2 separate regions of the Homo sapiens genome follow, and region 2 is linked to region 1. A link is an interaction called in ENCODE POLR2A ChIA-PET data of the cell type or tissue named here. Cell type or tissue: CD4-positive, alpha-beta T cell. All regions are shown on one strand.

Region 1 (2,500 bases):
TGTAATCCCAGCACTATGGGAGGCTGAGTCGTGAAGATCATTTGAGCCCAGGAGTTCAAGACCAGCCTGGGCAACATAGGAGAACTCGTCTCTATTCAAAAAAATACCAAAAACCAAAAACCAAAAAATTGTAAGTCATGACCCACTGGTGGATCTTGAAATTAATTAAGTCGGTACTCTGAGTAAATCAGAATTTTTTTTTGAGATGGAGTCTCACTCTGTCACCCAGGCTGGAGTGCAGTGGTGTGATCTTGGCTCACTGCAACCTCCACCTCCTGGGATCAAGCAATTCTCCTGCCTCAGCCTCCCAAGTAACTGTGACTACAGGTGTACTCCGCCATGCCTGGCTAATATTTTGTATTTTAGTACAGACGGGGTTTCACCATGTTGCCCAGGCTGGTCTTGAACTCCTGAGCTCTGGCAATCTGCCCACTTCGGCCTCCCAAACTGCTGGGATTATAGGCGTGAGCCACCGTGCCTGGCCGCAAATAAGGATTTAATAATGACGATGATAAAATAGAAGGGAAAATCTCAGAGCACATCCTGGGTAGTAATAGCAAACTGTCTTGGCTGTGTGGTGGCTCATGCCTCTAATCCCAGCATTTTAGGAGGCCAAGGCAGGAGGACTGCTTGAGGCTAGGAGTTAAAATCAGCCTAGGCAACACAGTGAGGCCCCATTCCTACAAAAAAAAAAAAAAAAAGAAAGAAAGAAAAAATTAGCCGGGTATGGTGGTGTGTGCCTATAGTCCTAGCTACTCCAGAGGCTGAGGCGGGAGGATTGCTTGCGCCCAGGAGTTCAAGGCTGCAGTGAGCCATGATCGTGCCATGGTACGGCAGCCTGGGTGACAGAGCAAGGCCCCAACTCTGAAAAACAAAATAAATACAATAAAATAAAATGGTCAAAATGGCCTGGTGCAGTGGCTGGTGCCTGCAACCAGAGCTACTTGAGAGGCTGAGGCAGGAGAATCACTGGAGCCCAGGAGGTTGAGGCACCACTGAACTCCAGCCTGGGTGAGAGTGAGATCCTGTCTCTTTAAAAAAGAAAAAACAAAAAAAGCAAACTGTCTCATGAAACTCTTGTTTCCATGTTGCACGCTCTGCCAGGTTGTGATGTAATGTATTTCTTACTCTGGGTCACAGTCACAAAACCTTGAAATGTCACTCACTGTCTTGGCTCATGCGTCGTAAGCCTTTGTTCCCCAACAGGGGGAAGTGAACCAGCACACAAGGCCCTTCCGTCCTGCGGAGCTCACTGCCTTCCTCAGCTCCTGGCCCGCACTTCCGACCACACACTGGGGACACACCCTCGGGGGGGCCCCACCCCAGCAGCTGCCCATGTTCACACCTCTTCAGTTATTTCAAACTCCGCCTCTCTCGGCCTGATGCCCAACACTTCCTTCACCCAAGGAGGTCCTGTTCAAATATCACTTCTGGCCAGGCGCGGTGGCTCAGGTCTATAATCCCAGCACTTCGGGAGGCCCCGAGGCAGGCAGATCACCTGAGGTCAGGAGTTTGAGACCAGCCTGGCCAACAGGTGAAACCCCGTCTCTACTAAAAATACAAAAATTAGCCAGGTGTGGTGGCACGTGCCTGTAGTCCCAGCTACTCAGGAGGCTGAAGCAGGAGAATTGCTTGAACCTGGGAAGCGGAGGTTGCAGTGAGCCAAGATTGAGCCATTGCACTGCGGCGTGGGAGGCAGAGGTAGACTCTGTCTCAAAAAAAAAAAAAGTCACTTTCTCTGCCAGTCATATCTTCTGCAACCCTGAGGAGCCAGGCAGGACGACCCCTTTACCCTCTGAATCAATTGGTCTGTATCAGGGTCTGGCAGAGGGAGGGGAAGTTGGCCCCTCTGATTTAATGGATGAATCAAGAAAATGTGTGACTGAGCCATGGATTCATGGGGATGGGGTCCTGGAGCAGAGGCTTGCTGTGCACCTACTAGGTGCTGTGTACCTCACAAGCCACTGGGGACATCAGACCACCAGAATAAGTCCACTTTCCCCAAGGAAAGTGGTCAAATGTGGGAGCCAGGTGTGCAAATCCCCACCCCAGGGTGATAACAGCCCCAATAAAGGCACATGCAAGGGGGACCTTCGGAGCTGATGACACTGTACAGGCATCTAAGAGGCTGGTGACAGGGTCACCAAGCAGAGGTCTAGAGCAGGGCTGAGTGGGGTAGGGGGGGTTCTTCCAGGCAAAAGGCAAAAACTCTGTTGGTACCGTGTAGGTCTTCCACAGCACATGCCACATGAGAAGAAACATTCGCCTGGCGAGTGGCTGAAGTCTATAATCCCAGCACTTTGGGAGGCTGAGGCAGGTGGATCGCTTGAGCCAAAGAGTTTGAGATCAGCCTGGGCAACATGGCAAAACCCCGTCTCTACAAAAAATACAAAAATTAGCCAGGTGTGGTAACCCATGCCTGTGGTCCCAGCTACTCGGGAGGCTGAGGTGGGAGGATTGCTTAAGCCTAGGAGGTCAAGGCTGCAGTGAGCCATGATTG
Region 2 (2,500 bases), 120 kb before region 1:
GCCTTCCCCGTCCAATTCCTGAAGCCAATTTACCACTGTCAACACAGCCTAACCATACCTTAAAGAAATCTGGATTTGTTCTGCCAGGAACATTCATCTGGACAAATGCTTTCTGAAAGGCAAACTGCTGGGAGGCCTCCTCATTGCATCTCTTACCGCACTGCTTAGTATCCTAAATCCACCGGCCGGATGCACCACGAATCGTACCATGGCCCCATGCAACCGAAAAGGTCTTTCCAATGCTCAGGAAGGGTTTTGGTCTGTTATCTTGTGTGGCCTCCAATAACCTTACAAGGTATTGTATTGTAATGTACAAAGCAGGTATTATCATCATTGTTTTGCCATCTTTCCACACAGCGGTTCTTCTGGATTTGTTCCTGATCTCAGAGGCATCTCTTCTGGGCAGTGGGGTGGTTAGAATTCTTAGCAACCAGTGGGCTCTTTGGCCTACTCAGTTTACTCTGCAGCCCACCTCCCCACCCTATGCATTCTAGTGGAGACTGCCATTGGCGCCCACCCCATCAACCCTTCCCCGCACTGTCATCTCACAGGATGAGCACATTCAGAGTCCGGCCCAATCTGCTTGTTTTGGCTCGAGTCCTTATTTGGCCTGTAAGGACTGAAGGCTTATTTGAAAACGCCCTTCCTTCCTCTAAACGGGAGGAGGCCGCCAGGGACAAGCCTCTTCTGGGACACGAGCCCCCTGCCAGATGAAAGTCTAGCCGTGGTAGGCGCCTGAACCCACTGCCCCAGCCCCTCTCTTGGTGAGGGTGGGGTAGAGATGGGGTTATGAGTCACTCTGCAGTAGTTTTCAGACTTTTCAAAAAGCAGCGGCAGTCCTTCCTCAGATAAAATCTTCCCAAATTCCTGAGCAAGGGACAGTGGGTGGTGGAGACAGGGTTCCTCAGAGCACAGTTTGACAACCACTAGTCCATGTGTCTGGAGCAGTTCTGCAAAGGAGGAAGCCACAGCCGAGAGCGCTGTGGCCCTGGGTTCCGCTCTTCCCCACGCAATGCCTGGCCCCTTGACCTCTCTGGGAATGAAGGGACTGCTCTGAGGATGGAAGGAAATGGTGTTCCTGTCGTACACGGTGTGAGGCAGATGCCCAGACATGCCGTCCTCACCCGCCTGCTGTCTCGGAGCTCCCAACTGAGCAATTCCCTGGCACCGCCACGAGAAAGTCTTTCATAAAAGTTACAAATTCAGGAACCAGGCCATTTTCTCCCTGGATTTCATTTTCAACCGAAAATGTCCTGAGGCCAAGCCCATGCAGTGAGGGCATCTGAGCTGATGTGGCCATCTACCTGTGGACAGGTGTTTCCAGCCAGCTCAGCAGGCTGGGCCCAGGAGGGAGGAAGGGGAACCTGACCGCAGGTATTTCATCCCAGGTGCAGACTTCTGCTGGGGGCTTAAGCCTCACTTCCTCTGTGAGAGGAGCTGCAGCTCACTCTTGTCCATAAAAGGCCACGAGGCTCGCAGAGCGGTGACATCAGCCCAACAGGAAGTACAGAGGAAGGGGCCTGCTTCACCAGCAGCCACTGCTGGGACTGACTCATCACCCAGCTCCCAAGATCACACCTCCCGAGGTTCCAGCATGGAGCAGCTCTCTCGGGCTCCACCTGGGAGAGGTCCCTGCAGGACCCCATCTTCGGCTCCACTGGGCTTCTTGAGAAATGGGTATGGGCCAAGAAAGAAAAACAGGAAAAAGGGCAGTTTCAGGTTGGACAACATGCCCACGTTGGGTGAGACTGATGGGATAATCTGAGACAAATGGGACCAAAACTTTCCACCACCAGGGAGTCTTCTGCTTTCAGGGAAACTCCAGAGTGGCCCCTGGGGGGTGGCTTGCTATATGTGTTGGCACTGTGAGCCCTGCCCTGCGTTGCCAGGATGGCTTGATCAGAGTTGCACAAATGGGGCTGAGAACTCAGGTCTCTGGAAACCTCACGCACCCCAGGACTCCCCTCCATCGAACACCCCTATGAGCACAGCACTCGGCACCTCCCGCAGGCCTGCCTCAGTGCTGCAAAGAAAGGGCCGCGACACTCTCATGACGAGAAGCTCTGCTTCTCCACAGCCAGCTCAATTCACAAGCTTGGGTTACAAGTCTTTGGGAGGCAAACAGAGAGGTGAAGAAAAGCAAGTGCAAAATGATGCTTCATATTAGCAGAGGCTGCAGATCTGTGCCGAGTGGGGTGGAGCTTCCTGGCAGCCTGCCTGCCTAGCAATCTGCCAGCAAAGGAGGAAGCCCCTTCCGTCGCTCCCAGGCACACAATGTGGTCATGGGCGAGTGTGCCCTCCAGGCCACCACGGTAGGCCCAGACCAAGGGACATGCCTGCTCAGCAGCATCCACACCAGAAGCCAGTTCGACTCGGCCCAGTGCCTCTGCCCCATAGCCCCTGTGATCTCCCAGGTGGAACCTGGTTTGAACCTGCTGAGACCCAAGTCCCCACTTATAGGAGGCAGAGAATGGGTAGCCCTCCCCCTCCAGACACTCTG

Evidence for each region. Peaks named below come from ENCODE experiments on the same cell type or tissue, not always from the same donor. Only the 100,000 strongest peaks of a DNase experiment are listed, where the experiment ranks them.
Region 2: POLR2A ChIA-PET joins it to region 1 with 20 read pairs; 20 of 35 experiments call an interaction of 5 or more read pairs at or near these places.

The regions. Positions count from the first base shown.
Region 1 is chr22:36,450,676-36,453,175 of GRCh38, forward strand. The region is part of intron 1 of LOC124905111 (a long non-coding RNA gene); the gene reads right to left. Among named protein-coding and RNA genes, the nearest start is that of TXN2, 30 kb to the right of the region's middle. RefSeq lists enhancers at 831-1,335, 1,115-1,314, 1,336-1,839. In CD4-positive, alpha-beta T cell, a CTCF peak has its summit at 1,187 (motif pointing right); DNase peaks (open chromatin) are centred at 1,226 and 1,738; H3K27ac peaks cover 2,126 bases.
Region 2 is chr22:36,330,155-36,332,654 of GRCh38, forward strand. The region is part of intron 3 of MYH9 (myosin heavy chain 9); the gene reads right to left. Among named protein-coding and RNA genes, the nearest start is that of MIR6819, 44 kb to the left of the region's middle. RefSeq lists enhancers at 754-1,383, 883-2,082, 1,384-2,013, 1,557-1,606, 1,647-1,706 and 1 more. In CD4-positive, alpha-beta T cell, no CTCF peak of the experiment used is centred here; DNase peaks (open chromatin) are centred at 757, 1,477, 1,887, 2,197 and 1 weaker place; H3K4me3 peaks cover 1,960 bases; H3K27ac peaks cover 2,500 bases.